Linked DNA regions of Homo sapiens: regions 1 and 3 are each linked to region 2. Evidence: read pairs that join two places in POLR2A ChIA-PET (ENCODE). Cell type or tissue: MCF 10A. All regions are shown on one strand. Links, peaks and the distances in the headings refer to the core of each region. The heading gives the core; the rest is flanking DNA.

Region 1 (5,430 bases), core at 1,710-4,209, 85 kb after region 2:
CAGGGAAAGGCAAATTAAAATTGGATGACATGAAAACAAGAGACAATATCAAGTGTGGATGAGAATGTGGTACACACAGAACTCTCTCTACACACTTTTGGTGGAAGTATTAATGCATACAACCACTGTGGAAAACTCTCTGCTAGTATCTAATAAGCTGGACATGAGCAAACACTCCTAGGTGTATATCCACAGAAATGCATACCTATGTTCTCCAAACACAGGTACTAGAATGTTCACAGCATTGTGACCCTATGAATAGGGTCAAAAACTGAAAAGAACTCAAATACCAACCTACAATAGACAAATGTGTTCAGTATATTCATACCACGGAATACCAAATAGCAATGAAAATAAACAGACCACAACTATACACAGAAACATGCGTAAGCCTCCCAAACATAACGTTAAGAGAAAGAAGCCAGACACACAGATCACATATTACACAATACACAGTTCAAAAGGAGACCAAACAACTCAGTGGTGTTGAGGTCAGAATAGCAGTTACCGTATGCGGGGAGATACTATGAGGAAAGGGGCTGTGGGGGACAGGGAATGTTTTGGCAGCTGTTTCTTAATCTGGGTGTGTTCCATTTAAGAAAATTCATTGAACTGTGTATGTATATGATTTGTGTACTTTTCTGAATGTAGATTAGACTTGAAATTTACTCGCAAAACTCAGTTAGACAGATGACGTGAAAAGGCATGAGCAGCTTTTCTTTGCCTCAACAACTTTTTCAAACTGCAAAACAGACACACATTCACCTTGGGAAAACAGACAAGAGAAGATAATGGAAATCACCCATAATCCCACCAACCAAAGAAAACCATTTTGGTGTGAATCTCCTCAAATATACACACACTTTCAAAGGAGGGGGAGGGCAGATTCTGCAGGGAGTAGTTAATACGAAGCAGGTGCTCAATACGTATTTTGAACCATAAGTGAATAAACAATATTATACAGTGTTTTGTAACCTAGGCAACCATCCCTTTTATTATTACCATCAATGAAACTAGTTAGTGTCCCTAAAGGATTTTAGCACACGGCCTCAAAACACTCTGGCAGACTACACAGGAAGATATGCAGATATTTCCTATGTACACGCGGACAAGAATACAAAACCCAGAGCAGTGATTTTCAACCCTGGTATCACCAATTCCCTCTAAAATTATTGGGATACTCAAAAAAACACTTATTTTCCTTCAAGGTGGCTTTAAAAATTCATATATACCCCAGTGATGCTTTAATTTGGGATAAGTGGCACCAAAATGCTGGGGGCTAAACACTAAACACTCAACGTATGTTGTTAATCCAGATAGAGTCAAAAGCAAGCCCTGGATATTTGGTCACTAATGGCCCCCAATGGGTGAGTTGTGGTGGGCCCTAAATCAGGGTGGGCACGTCACAGGAAGAGTCATACTCCCTGATCCAGAACCAAAGACTGTTTGCAGAGAGCAGGACAGATGATAAACACAGCAACACAAGGACAAGGTTACAAGCAGGTACAGAACCAAGACTTCTGATACTAATAATAGCTAACACTGGCTCAAATAGAACTAAGCCCTGGTTTCCCTCTCTGACATTTATTCATTTTTTTATCCATTTGACAATACTTACTCTACCCTTACTGTATACCAGACCCTGTTCTCAACACTGGAGATAACAGCAGCAACAAAGACAAACAAAATTATCTGTCCTCAGGGAGCTTATACTCTAGTGTGGAGAGACCAAAAAAAGTAAAATATAAAGCATGTCAGATAATAGCAAGGTATATGGAGAGAAATAAAATAGGAAAGGAAGATAGGATTTAGAGGCTGGGAAGGGGAGCTGTAAATGTTTGGTGCCAAGTTTTAAAAGGATCCCTTCAAAATGAAGTAATCATCTTCTCCCCAAAGAACTCTATGATAATTATGTTAATGTGGTCCCAGGGTAACCACAGCACTCAGAATAAAAACCAAGAATTTTATGGACCAGAAAGTGCCTACTTAAAAACAGACAAATTGAAGATCTAATAATAGCTACCACTTCTTGGTATCTTGCTATGTACTATTCTCAGTCCCTTATACACCAATAATCTCATTTAATCTTCACATTGAACTAATGAAAAGAGTAACATCATTTCCCACATTTAGCAGAAGAGAAAAACAGAAGCCCAGTGCAATTAAAGAGCTAGCCCACGGTCACATGTGTGCTAAGTGTTGGTGTCAAGATTTGAATCCAAAGTTCACACTACTCTTCCTCCCCAAATAAATGTCTACTTTAGAGACAGAGTCTTGCTCTGTTGCTCAGGCTGGAGTCCAGTGGTGTGATCATAGCTCACTGCAGCCTTGACCTCTTGTGCTCAAGCAATCCTCCCAACTCAGACCCCTGAGCAGCAGTGACTACAGGCCTAAGCCACCACCACTGGCTAATTTTTATATTTTTATTTTGTGGAGACAGGGTTTCACCATGGTTCCCACGCTGGTCTGGAACTCCTGGGCTCAAGCAATCCTCCCACCTCGGCCTCCCAAAGTGCTGGGATTACAGATGTGAGCCAATGCACCCAGCCTTGTCTTCCTTAATCCTAGTCAAGATTTGTTGTCATTCAGCATTTTATTGAGTTCTTACAACCCTGCCAATCACCAAAAAAAGAATTGAAGGTTGGTTCCACGTTCGCAGTGTCTTCTTTTCTCCAAATAAGAAAAAGTGAATGGCAATGGCAACCCTTAGATATTTAAATAACAATTTCTAGATCCAATTAGAAATTATTTCCTCAAATACTTGATATTATGAGCAACTCCAAAATAGCTCCATTTTAGTTTGAGAGTAAAGTTTGACTTAGGGCAAATGAAAGTTCATACAGCCAGTTTCTTACTAGGGGTAAGCACCTCAAACTGAACACAGTCCAAACAGAACTCTTGGCCAAGCCTCACCCTCCCCACAAACACATTCCCCTCCTGTGATCCTCATCTCCACAAAGGACGTCTCAACCTCCCAGCCTCTCAGGCCCACAAATCAAGAGTTATTCTTGCCCCTCTCTCACCTCCACATCAAATTCATCAGCGATTTCCATCCTCTCCACACCAGATCTATCCCTTCTCTCCAGTTCTCTGCCAACCCCCAGCCCAGGCCGCCAGCATCTCTTTCCTGGACCACTCAGATGGGCTCCTAACTGGTCTCCCTGCTTCATGCTTTGGCCCCTTGAAAATCTCATCTCTACACAGCAGCCAAAGTGACCTAATAAGTGTCACTTCCCTTCCTAAAATCCTTCTGGGCCACCAGAACCCAGTCTGAAATTCTAATCCTGGCCAACTAGGTGCTAGGTCATCTGCCTCCTCAAGTTCTCGAGGTTTACTCTCCCCATGGTTCACTCTGTATGAGTGATAAGATGGGTAATAAGAGAGTACTCTAAGTGACAATGTGAATAGCAGTAAAAACACTAGACTCACACTTAAAATTATTCCTGCAAATACTTGCTTTATCTCATCACCTTTTTTTAACCTTCATAGCACTTGCCACTTTCTGGATTTTTTATTGTTGTTCATTTGTATCAATGTATTTACTCTTCAGTGCCATCCTGTAAATCTATACAATGTTATTATGCCTGAAATATTTTCTTTAAATATCTATAATAATGAATGACAGAAAGCCCTTAATGCATGTTTTCCCCATACTCTAAGTATTTCACATTCTCATCCAGTGAGTGTGAGCCAAATGTCCTGAACTTACTCTCCTGAGTTGAGCACGTTCCCATCATACAGTGTTCTTCTCTGTGACCTCTCTTTATGTCGTTTATTTTGTGTTCTGGCCCAAACTGCCTTCCTAAGGGCATGAGGATGAGGCTACAAATAAAGGCAGAATATGATGCCAAGTGTTAAAATATAAGTTTTACAGCAACTTGAGAACATGCAAGAGGACACCAGGGTACAAACTGTTAGTGGGTGATTGGTATTAAGTCCTGGGAGCTGGTGAAGAGCACTACAATTGCACAGCAGCCTGAGAGGATGAACCAAGAACTTGGTTGCTATAGATTTGTCATTAACTGTGGGCACTTTGAAAAGAACTGCCAAAGGAAGATGCTATGAGGCCCAGAAAGAAAGGCAGCAGGAATCAGTTGGCTAACTATTTGTACTAAGGCATTTCCCTGGACCAGGGAAGGGTGGTAGCTCCAGCTCCTAGAACAGTTCCTGCCACATAGTAGGTGCTCAATAAAACAGTCTGTGAATAGATAATTGAACAAATGAATACATTTTCAAAGTTTCTATTTTTATCCTCTTCTCTCTTCCTTTTCACTAATCCATCTGTCCCTTCATAAGACCCCTAGAGAAGGGAGAATTTTGCAAGCACAGAGTCATCGTAATCTTCTCCAAACCACTAATGGACCCTCAGCCATCGTTCAAAGAACAAAATGTGGGAAATAGAAACCCTGACACTGAGATGTTAACAATTACAGACGATGCTTATGGAGTCAGTGGTAGACTTGGAAAACGGTGAGTCTACTGTGGTAAGAACAAACATAGGCAGACAGCTATAAATTGCAGTAAACAAACTCAATAAAGATGAGACATCACTTAAGCATGCTCAGGAGTGTACTTAATACCACATTTCACCTAGGTAGCCTGCTATCACGTAGGTATTATTATTGGCATTAAATGTGCTTCTTCTCAACCTTGCCTCCAATCTAAACACCACAATGGGTTTAAAATAATGCAAAAGAATGTTACTCCAATGCCTCCTAAATCCACTCCAAATAACAAATCCTTTAATACAGACTGCAAGGTAAAATATTGTTCCCCAGCAAGTAAATAATAAAATAACTGTAATCCAGGGTAAAAGCTTTGCTGGCCTCATAATCTACTTGAAGAAAAAGCATTAAGTGATTGCTCAACACACCAACAAAATGCTGTTACTGACAAGGCACCTTGAGTTGCCATTAACGAGACATAATTACCAAGAACTGAAATCAGATTTAGTCATCTCATATCTCCCTCTACCTACGCATTCTACCTATTCTTTTTCAGCTTTCACGAATTGAAAGGGGAAGGGAGAGGCAACAGCAGACACTAGGACTATTTTGAGAAATAAAAGGATTCAAAAGTTAAGTGCAACTTCCACTAACATAGTAACACATCTCCCAGGAAGCCCAGGTGACTCAGAAAGTCCTATATGTAGAATATCAATATAGAAACAACTCAGTTTCCATACTTCAAAAGACCTCTTCCTCCAAGTTGAGTTTCGTGCAGATAACTGGCTGATATGTTTCAGATGGAAGCAAATCTGAACATTTCCAAACAATCTACAGGAAGAGATAACCAAGTAATATAGTCCATGCAGCAGAGATAAGCAACTTTCCAGGGTATAATTCAAATCTCACAAACATCCTTAAGAGCCCCAAGTCTATTAAGATCTGGAGACTGTTAAATAGGCAGGACAAAATATCCCACCAACCA
Region 2 (5,430 bases), core at 2,005-4,504:
ATATAAAAAAAATTAGCCAGGCCTGGTGGTGCATGCCTATAATCCCAGCTACTTGGGAAGCTGAGGCAGGAGAATCACTCGAACCTGAGAGGTGGAGGTTGCAGTGAGCCGAGATCACGTCACTGCACTCCAGCCTGGGTGACAGAGTGAGACTCCATCTCAGGAAAAAATAATAATAATAATAATAATCTGCTTTAAAAATAATCTGATTTTAAATTCATCATTTAAAAATGATCTGAAGATATTTCTCAAAGGATATACAAATGTCCAACAAATATATGAAAAAATGCTCAACATCACTAATCATTAGGAAAATGCAAATCAAAATCACAATGAGGAATCATCTAACCCCAGCTCGCATGGCTATTATCAAAAAGACAAAAAATAACAAATGCTGGTGAAGATACAAAGAAAAGGGAACTCTTATACACTATTGGTGGGAACGTAAACCAGTATAGCAATTATGGAAAACAGTATGAATACTCTTCAAAGAACTACAGGTACAGCTACCATATGATCCAGCAATCCACTACTGGGATTTATGCAAAGGAAAGGAAATCAGTGTATTGAAGAGACATCTGCACCCCCACGTTTAGTGCAGCACTATTCACAATAGCCAAGATGTGGAATCAAGCTGGGTGTCCAACAACAGATGAACGGATAAAGAAAATGTGGTCTATATACACAATGAAACATTATTCAGCCTTAAAAAAGAATGAAACCCTGTCATTCTCAGCAACACAGATGGAACTGAAGGACACTATGTTAAGTGAAATAAGCAAGGAACAGAAATTTAACCACCACATATTCTCTCACTCATGTATGGAAACTTAAAAAAAAAAAATTGACCTCCTAGAAATAAAAAGTAGAATAGAGGATACTAGGGGCTGGGAAGGGTTGGGGGAAGGGAGGGATAGAAGGAGATTTGTTAAAGGATACAAACTTATAGCTAGACGGGAGGATTTCTAGCATTCTATAGCACAATACAATGATGCTAATGAATAATATATAGCTTCAAATAGCTCGGAGGAGGATATTGCATGTTCCCAGCACAAAGAAATGATAAATGTTTGAGATGATGGATATGCTAATTACCCTGATATGATCATGGTATGTTGTATGTCTCAAAACATCACTATGTAGCCCATAAATATGTACAATTATGTGTCAATTTAAAACTTAATAAAAATAATGTTTCTTAAAGTTTGGTCCAGTTGCTCTCTGCTTCTCAATCAGTTGAAAAGCTTGTTGAAAATGTGGATTCTGACTCTCAACCTACACCTAGAGGATCTTTGTGAAGGTCAGGAAGTCGGAAATGTGAATTTCAAGAAGTTTTCCAAGTGATTCAGAAGCACCCTCAAGTACAAAAAACAGTGCAAAATCAGAGTCAAAATAAAACCTTCCGTTATTCATCACCCTGTTTTCCATCTGGTATGCCAAGCATTTCTCTCAATCATTCATTCAAACACCTGAGCACCCACACACCCATATAACCAAGATGAATGTTATTTAAGCATTAGCCAACCTCATTTTGTCTTAGTCAAAAACAGCCAAACCCCAGCTTTCCTAAATCACAGCAGCCCAGACAGTGGATTTCTTGGTTTTGTCACTCTGGAAGTGTTTTTGAGAAAGGTTTAAAGACATTGTTTGAAATCACCTGGCATCGAGTTCCTGCATAATGGGATCATCACCTGGCATTATGAAGGTGCTCACTTGAGCAGAGGGGCTCCAGGGGCCAGGCTGAGTGAAGCACCTCAAGATTAAGAGCCACCAGCCTGAGAGGCTGCTGCTTTGGAGACCTCATAAAGCACCAGAATAAGTCAAAGTGAACTTTTAACTCAAGATTTGATGCACTGAGCTTGGATTTGATCTATGATGAGACTCGATCTGCTTTTAAAGACTAGTTGATTTAAGCCCGAAAGAACTGAGACCTGTCTTATGAGAATTAATATAGGCTTTCACAATATTGCCTCATTTCCCTCTGAACTATTAACTCTTGAGTTTCTGGTGTCTTTAGGTGAAAATTTCGATACCAATCTGCGTCTTAATGCTCACAAATTATATCTTATTCTTGATACTGACGATGTTGGAACTTACCTGGAAATGAGCTAAGTCCTGATTCACGTCTCTGCTTTGTACTATAACACACCCATCCTGAAAGTCACGCTGAAAAAATTCTGATACTAGCTAAAGCCCTGGGGTAAAAGTGGGTGAGCAACCCCAGTTTAGTACCCACCAAGAGCAAGAGAGATGGGAGCTGTCCTGTGGAGGCCAGGAGAAGCAAACCCAATCATCAACAAGCCCCATGGCTCAGCTTTTTCCCTAAACATCAACTAAGTCTCTAAATTCCACCGTCCCTGAATTCAAAGTGTCCTTTACTTTTTCTCTAGGGGCAACAAAGCATAGAGGAAGGTAGTGTGATTCGGCAGTCAGAGACCTAATTATGCCCTAGGCCAGGGGTTTTCAGACTTTGCCCACATCAGAATCACCTGGAAGTTGGTTAAAACACAGCTTCCTGGGCCCCTCCCCCAGAGCTTATGATTCAGGAGGTCTGGGTGGAGCAGGAGAATTTGATTTCTAACAAGTTCCCAGGTGATGCTGATGCTGCTGGTAGGACCACACTTTGGGAACCACTTGTTTTCATTTTTGTGACCTCGGGCAAGTTCTTTATCCACTCTAAGACTTGATTTCCACATTTGCAAAAACAAAAAGCTGGCTAATTCGCTCTTGCAGTCCATCCCACCGTCTCTGTGCCCAAAGGTCTGCCTGCTTATAAAACAAGAATTTCCAAATGTTCATATCACATTCCTAAATGCAGACAGTAAATCAGATCTGATGCTGATGCTCATATTGCATTGTATCAGCAGTTTACTACAATGCCAACAAGACAGAACTTGAGAGCTTGTGTTTGCCATTTTTGGGGGGTGCCAGTGCCACGGAAATATTATTTGGCAGGGGCTCACACTCAGCTGTCAGTGTGGTCAACTGTACATAGGTTCTGTGATATGAATAAAGCACTCTGGATAAGTTTATTCAGGTAATGGTTAAAGAGAAGAGAATCCATATAAAAGCTCAACAATGTTTTGAAGAGGGTAGCTCCAAGTCCCCAAACTAAGTTTTATTTGTAAGAATTCACTCATTTGTTTTCGGAAAAATTTTTACTATCTGCTATGAGCCAGGTATTGTGCTAAGGATACATGTGGTATGGGTGACAAAGCCCCTATTCTAACGGGGGAGGGAAGCAGAGAATAAAATATTCACTAAAATGAGTGCCAAACTCTGGCTGTGATTGTGTGTTGTAATAGAAGTGAGTCAATTAGTAGAATTTGACTTACTAGGGCCTGTCTGGAGACGGAGGAACTGAGATCTGAGGTGTGAAGAAATGGACTCGGGGAAGAGGAGAGGAGAGAGTTCCAAGCAGAGGAAGGAGCACGTGTATGGCCCTGAGGACGGAGTGGGGAGAGGGAATGGAGAAAAACCAGTGTGTTTGGAGCAAAGAGAAGGAAAGAATGTGTGTTATCAGATGGGGCTAAAGACGTAGGCAATGCAAACCATGCTGCGCCTACAAGGCGTGGCGGGACTTTATCCTAACATCAACCAGCGGCAGGGACAGAACCAGAACTACTTTGTAGAAAGAGAATTCTAGCTCCAAAGTAGGGAAAGGCCAGGAAAGAAGCCAGGTGGGAGCAGAGGGAGCAGAAAGGCGGCTGCAGAGACTCGCTTTCTCTCAACGTGACGACTGGGGAGACTAACACATTCTCTCCCCAAAAAAGTCAACTATAAAACTGGACAAAACTGTCAAAAGCAACCATTTCAGAACAGTAGAAACTGACCAAACTTTGATAAGAACAAGCAGAGCTTGGGGATCATGCCTGGGCTGTCCCCAGCCTCCTCCTAGCAATGCTGACCGGTAGTTCGACTGGGGCAGCAGGGTTCTGCTGCCTGAGGGAGAGGGAGAGGGCGAGGGTGAGGGCAATTGCTCACATGATTCGGATCATCATCAGGTAAAGTGGCAATTGCAGGCAGATGCAGTGGGAAGACCAGGGGCTCCACTGGCCTGAGGTTGCTGCCCAGTTTGGAGCAAGCCACGGACCAGCAGACTAGCCAGGGATTTAATTGGGAATTTCAGGAGGTGAGAAAACCATGGGGCTAAACTTTTCATGTATCTGTTAACCGGTGGTTGAGCACAACTGCAGCAGAGACCAGAGCAGGCCCACGGCACCCATACATCCTTGGTCAACAGAGCCTATGCTCAGGCACAGGGAAGAGCGATAAAAAGTAAGAGCCAGGAAGGACACGGAAACAGCCTGAAATGTTAATGTGCTCCCTCCTAACAAGCAGATAGAGGGGCAGAGTCAAAGCCTTTCTGGCTAAAGCACAATCTCTGGCCAATCTTTGACTAAATACCAAGTATATACATGCAAAATATACAAAGAACCCTTACACCTCAAAACTAAGAGAAGCAACCCATTCAAGAAATGCAAAATATTTCATTTCACCAAAGAAGACATTTCACCAAAGAAGATACATGAATGGTTAATAAATACATGAAAAGATGCACATGATTAGTCTTTAGAAAAATGCAAATTAAAACCACAATGAGATTCCAGTTCACACCCACTAGAACAGCTATAATTAAAAAGACAATGACAAATGGTAAGGATATGGAGAAACTGGAACCTTTCCACACTCTTGGTAGGAATGTGAAATAGAACATCTGCTTGTGAAAATAAACTTAACCTACAACACATCAGTTTCACTCCTAAGAATCTACTAAACAGAAATTAAAACAAATGTCTACACCAAAGACTTACATGCGAATGTTAAAGCAGTATTATTCATAGTAGCCAGAAACTGGAAATAATTTAAATGTTAACTGGTGAATGGATAAAGAAAATGTGGCATATCCATCCCATGGCATACTATTCAGCAATAAAAGTACAACATGGATGAACCTCAAAAACATTATGCTAAAGGAGCCAGATGAAAAACACTACAAATTGTATCATTCTATTTATATAAAACGTCCAGCAAAGGGAAACAGAGAGACAAAAAGATAAGTGGTTGTCTGGGGCTAAGGGTGGGAGCAGGATTAGCTGCAAACTGCTTACAGGGATTATTTTATTTTTTTAAAAAAATGTTGGTGTTAGAAATATTCTCAAACTGAATTGTGGTGATAGTTACAAAACTATATAAATTTACTAAAAGTAACTCAATTGTATACTTACAATGAGTGAATTTTATAATGTTTAAATTATACCTTAATACAAGTGATATCTACAGTGATCCTGGCAATAGCCTAGACCAAGGTGGTGATGGCAGAGTTTCAGTTGACAAGATTTGATGAGGCAGGAATTCAGTTTTGGGAATGCTGCATTTGAAATACCTTACTCCAAGAAATGTCACTTAGCCGTTGGATGGATGAATCTG
Region 3 (5,430 bases), core at 1,710-4,209, 77 kb after region 2:
ACAACAACAACAACAAAATTATGTGTGTGTGTGTGTGTGTGTGTGTGTGTGTGTGTGTGTGTATTCACACTTCTAAATAATTCATGGGACGAAAATAAAGTCTCAAGATAAATTACAAAATGGTTAAGCTGAACTAAAATAGAAATACAACATATCAAAATGTGTGAGTGCAACTAAAGCAATGGTTAGAGGGAAATTTATAGCACTAAATGTTTACATTAGAAAAGAAATGATAATTTAATAATTTAAGCATCTGCCTTAGGAAACTAAAAAACTATATATAAAGTGAAAAAATAAAAAATATTAGAATAGAAATCAATTAAATTGAAAACAGAGAAAGAATAAAGATCATAAATGAAACAAAAAGTTGATTCTTAGAAAAGATCAATAAATTGACTGACCTCTAGCAAAACTGATAAAAACAAAAAGAAACACGAACAAGTTACCAATATCAGGGAGAAGAAAAAGGGGCCTCATGAACATTAAAAAGATAATAAGGGAATACTAGAAGCAACTCTACATACCTAAATTCAACAACTTATAAAAAATGGATCACTTCTTTAAAAAGCATGAACCACTCTCAGAAGAAAACTCTCACAACCATAAGAAAACAAACAACCTGATTGAAATCCAATTTAAAAATGGGCAAAAGACTTAGCTAAAGCTAACCTTACTAAACACGATATCTGGATGGGAAATAAGCACATGAAAAGCTGTTCAGTGTCATTAGCTATCAGCCAATTACAAATGAAAACCATGACACACATTTACTAAAATGCCTAAAATTAAAAATATCATAATACCAAGCGCTGACAAGGATGTGGAACTGGAACTTTCATGTGAGTATGAGCAAGTTCATGGACAATCTCTGAGGGGATTTTTTTTTTTTAATAAATGGTTAAAACACATTTTACTACACAAATAACAAAGATTTAAGCTGTTACTTCTGAGCATAAATAACATGTTCCATGAGATAATGCAAGACAAACCAAATCAATCTTGCACATCAAAACCAAGGTCAGGAAAAAAAAAATCCCATTCCCTCACTGAGACATCTTTCCAGCTCTGGACAGGAATGCAGAGAGCTCATGCCACTCCAGGTTTTTTGTTTGATTGTTTTCTGTTTGTAATTTTTTGTAGAGTCTCACCGTTGCAGGGAGCTTGCCATTGCCAGGGCTGGTCTCAAACTCTTGGCCTCAAGCGATCCTCCTGCCCTGGCCTGTAGTAGCCCCAGCCACTTGGGAGGCTGAGGCAGGAGGATCGCTTGAACCCAGGAGGTTGAGGCTACAATGAGCTGTGATTGCACCACTGCACTCCAGCGTGGACAACAGAGCAACACCCTGTCTCAAAAAAATGAAAAAAAAAAGTTGCTTATAAATGGTAATTCATTATAATTTTCCTATGTTGGAGTAATGAGGAAACAAGCAATGTTTCCCACTTCATCTCATTTATAAATGAAAGAGACAGTTGACATTTATATTACGATGAAACAACTTAATAGGGAAAGGATAAAAACAGTGAAAGGATAAAAACAAATCTCCCAAACCTTTGGTTTAATGGTCCTTTCATAAGCTGCAAATATGCTGGCTTTACCTATTTGCTCACAGGCACTCACACACTCAGGCAATTTCATTGTAGTTAATCTCTGGAATTGCCTAACAATCATTTTTATCACACCTGGGCATCTTCTAAACCAGTCTGGATGAAGCTTCAAGAATGGATGCTTCAGTGGCCACATTAGAAGACTAGAATTAAGGCAAATTGGATAATGTTTATTAGATATATGCTCTATTCGGTGATTAAGTATATAGTGCACACCCCAAGGTTTTTGTTTTGAATAGGTCAAGTGAATTTTTGTTAATCTTTCAATATAATTTCAAATTTACAGAGAAGTTACACAAATAATACAAATAAGTATTTACTATTAAAGAACTATTAACATTTTACCACAGTTGCTTTATTATTTTTTCTTTCTGTGTGTATTTCTTTCTGTAAATAGCCAACATAATGCCCCTTTACCCTTAAATACTTCAGTGCGTAAATGTTAAAATAAATACTTGACATGGATACAGTACTATTATCAAATCTGTAGACTTTATACAAATGTTGTCAATCATGTCATTTATAGAAAAAAAAATCGGATCACAAGTTACATGCAGTTGTTACACAAAAGAATTCAAAGTCTTAAACTAAGAAAGGAAGCAAAAACAAAAAAGGAAACAAAACAAAAATATCAAAAATACCAATAACACTACAATGCTGGAAAGGAAAAGGAAGCAAGCCTTCAGATAAACAGAAATTCAGACCATTCCATGACATGAATCACTGCAATTTAGTTTCATCCAAGTTAGGTCATGCTTTGCTTCTATTTTGAAGGGGAAAAAAAAAAAAAAAACACTTTACCCAGACTTAAACTTGATTTCCCAGATACAAGTTTGGTCTACTTTCTTTGATACAAAGATTTTCTGAAGCATACCTTTACGTTCAACCCATAAAAATGGCCTATCCTATTAATCAACATGAGAAAGAAAACATGCCATTCTGGCTTTTAAGACCATCTTCCTGAATTTTAGCTGACTTCGAAGCAATCATGTAAACTGATCTTTGACATAAAAATTCCAGTTACAGGAAATTCCAAATTAACTAAACAACTATAATAGTGTTATGATGTACTTTGGGCCAAGGTATCAGCTGCAGACTTCTCATAAAAAGAAAAAGGCACTCATTAGCCAAGCTAATAAAAATTACCACAAAGAAATTTGCTGGAGCAAAGAGAGGAATCAATATGAAATGCTATATAATGAATGTACGACAAATGCTCTCTCAACGGCACGTACTAGCACAAATGGGTTTTTGTTCTGTTAAACTTTTTAGAGACGAGGCCACTAAATGAGTCTGCTGCAGTACACACACAAAAAAGTTCTGTGCTGTGTGGTTAGCCAAGGGGATCAAGAAGCCCATTGTTAAGGTATTAGTAATAGGGTGGAACTCAGACACACAAGAATCCCAAAAGCAAAGTACATTCCGCAAACGCATGATCCTATTTCAGCCAAAGTCCACACTCTGAGGTTAATGAATTGGGAGGCCTCTGCATAAATCAAGACATCTGTCAGCACTTACAAATAATCACAGGGCCAAGGAACCCCTCATCCATCCCCTAAACACTCAGGCAGAGAAAGGACAGGCCAGGCAAGGAAAGTCATTCCTAAGGACCAGCCCAGAGGTGGCAAGAGTTGGCAAGGTTGTCTAAAGAGAAAGCTCTACACTTACAGCTCTGGAACAGTTAGGGTTTTGGAAGAGGAAAAACCACCGAACACAACCCATGCACAGAAAGATATTCTGCCCAAAGGAGGGCTACAACATCACTCGTTAAAACACGGGGCTTCGCTGGGCACGGTGGCTCACGCCTGTAATCCTAGCACTACTTTGGGAGGCTGAGGTGGGTGGATTAGTTGAGGTCAGGTGTTCACGTAATGAGGTCGGATTACTTGAGGCCAGATTACTTGATTACTTGAGGCCAGGTCAACCTGGCCAACATGGTGGAAACCTCGTCTCTACTAAAAATACAAAAAATTAGTCAGGCATGGTGGCAGGCACCTGTAATCCCAGCTACTCCGGAGGCTAAGGCAGGAGAATAGCTTGAACCTGGGAGGCGGAGGTTGCATTGAGCCGAGATCGCACCACTGCACTCCAGCCTGGGCGACAAAGCGAGACTCCGTCTCAAAAAAACAAAAAAAGAAAAAAAAAAAACACGAGGCCTCTTCTTTGGAAAGGCCATGGAGAGAAAGAGTATGCGGGGGTGGGGGGCGCGGGGCAGGAAATGATTATCTTGCAGTGGAATTAGCTGGTCCTAGTTTACCCTAAGCCAAAGCCCTCAGTAATCTCATCTATAAAATGAAGGGGTAGGAGACCAAGTTCTTTCCAGAGAAAAAGAAAACACACTTTGAAGTCCGAAAATTCCGTGCTCCACAATTTATTAACTGTGCAGTCTATGTCACTCTAGGCCTCAACATCTTCACCTGTAAAACTGCGATTCTACCTGCATCAATTAGGGTTAGATCTGACTGAGACTCGGGGCTTGCAAAAGAAGCATATTCCTCCCCCTCCCCACAAGGAAAATTCCAGAGGTTGCAGCTAGGATTTATGAGGTGGCTTTGATCCACAAAGTCCTCTGAGGCCAGATTTCTTCTGTCTCCATGGCCTTCATCCCAGTCACCTCGAGGTTCAAGACGGCTGCTGAAATTCCAGCCATCATTTCCATATTCTAGTTTTGGCCAGCATGTCTATATTCCAACAGGAAAGGAAAAGGTAAGAAGAGTACAAAGAAGGTTCCAGGAAATTACTATGTGACAACTCTGCGCTTACATCCAGATTATAATCTCATCACCATCCTAGTTGCAAGGAGGGGGAGGGATGAAAATACAGTTTTATTTTTGACAGCCATGCATCCAGCTAAAAACTGGGGTCTATAGCTACAGGAAAAGGGGAGAATGGATAGCTTTGCAACACCCACCTCCATCTCATTTTAAAGATTAAATTGGATAATATACGTAAAGTGTCTGATGCTTCGTGGACCCACAAATACACAGGGCCAGCGTTCCCCTTGTGGTAACACAGACATTTTGTGATCTGTGGTCTCAGCGGCTTAAGAGCTTCTTCAGAAAGTAGCCTTTTTTTAGCCTAGTCTGTCTTTTACAGTCTCATCTCTGGCCACACTCCACATACAACCTGCATTCCAGCCATACTAAACCTATCTCCTTTCATGCCTCCAAACATTTGTACTCACAGAGCCTTCTACCAGGGACGCCCTGCTGAAGCCTTTGTCTGCATGATGAACTCTTCTCTTCAACATTCTAGAAGGTCTTCCTCCACCTGCGACTTCTGCCCTTTATTCCCAAGTGGAGCAGCTGCTCCCACTCCCAGGTGCTTCCTCTGCAGTAGCACTCACCACCTGTACTGCTGCATCTAATGAGTTGGTTTTTTTTTTCTGTTTTTTTTTCTTTTTTCTTTTTTTTTTTTTTTTTTTGAGCTGGAGTCTTGCTCTGTCGCCCAGGCTGGAGTGCAGTGGCACAATCTTGGCTCACTGCAACCTCTGCCTTCTGGGTTCAAGCGATTCTCCTGTCTCAGCCTCCCAAGTAGCTGGGATTACGGGCGCATGCCACCATGCCCGCTAATTGTTGCATTTTTAGTAGAGACAGGGTTTCGCCATGTTGGCCAGGCTGGTCTCGAACTCCTGACCTCAGGTGATCCACCCACCTCGGCCTCCCAGTGTGCTGGGATTACAGGCATGAGCCACTGCACCTGGCCCTAATGAGTGCTTTCTATGTGCCACCCATTGTCCTAAACCCTTTATACACAGCTTCTCAGTTGATCCCCAAAACTCTATGACACAGACACCATATTATCCCCATTTTACAGATAAAGAAACTG

Evidence for each region. ChIA-PET counts read pairs that join two places held together with the same protein. Peaks named below come from ENCODE experiments on the same cell type or tissue, not always from the same donor. Only the 100,000 strongest peaks of a DNase experiment are listed, where the experiment ranks them.
Region 1: POLR2A ChIA-PET joins it to region 2 with 15 read pairs; 7 of 35 experiments call an interaction of 5 or more read pairs at or near these places.
Region 3: POLR2A ChIA-PET joins it to region 2 with 34 read pairs; 7 of 35 experiments call an interaction of 5 or more read pairs at or near these places.

What each region holds. Positions count from the first base shown.
Region 1 is chr3:31,974,208-31,979,637 of GRCh38, forward strand. The region is part of intron 1 of OSBPL10 (oxysterol binding protein like 10); the gene reads right to left. Among named protein-coding and RNA genes, the nearest start is that of OSBPL10, 4.3 kb to the right of the region's middle. RefSeq lists an enhancer at 5,141-5,190. In MCF 10A, for the core only: no CTCF peak of the experiment used is centred there; no DNase peak of the experiment used is centred there.
Region 2 is chr3:31,888,763-31,894,192 of GRCh38, forward strand. All of the region lies in intron 1 of OSBPL10 (oxysterol binding protein like 10), which reads right to left. Among named protein-coding and RNA genes, the nearest start is that of OSBPL10, 90 kb to the right of the region's middle. In MCF 10A, for the core only: no CTCF peak of the experiment used is centred there; DNase peaks (open chromatin) are centred at 2,079, 2,519 and 3,349.
Region 3 is chr3:31,966,133-31,971,562 of GRCh38, forward strand. All of the region lies in intron 1 of OSBPL10 (oxysterol binding protein like 10), which reads right to left. Among named protein-coding and RNA genes, the nearest start is that of OSBPL10, 12 kb to the right of the region's middle. In MCF 10A, for the core only: no CTCF peak of the experiment used is centred there; a DNase peak (open chromatin) is centred at 3,009.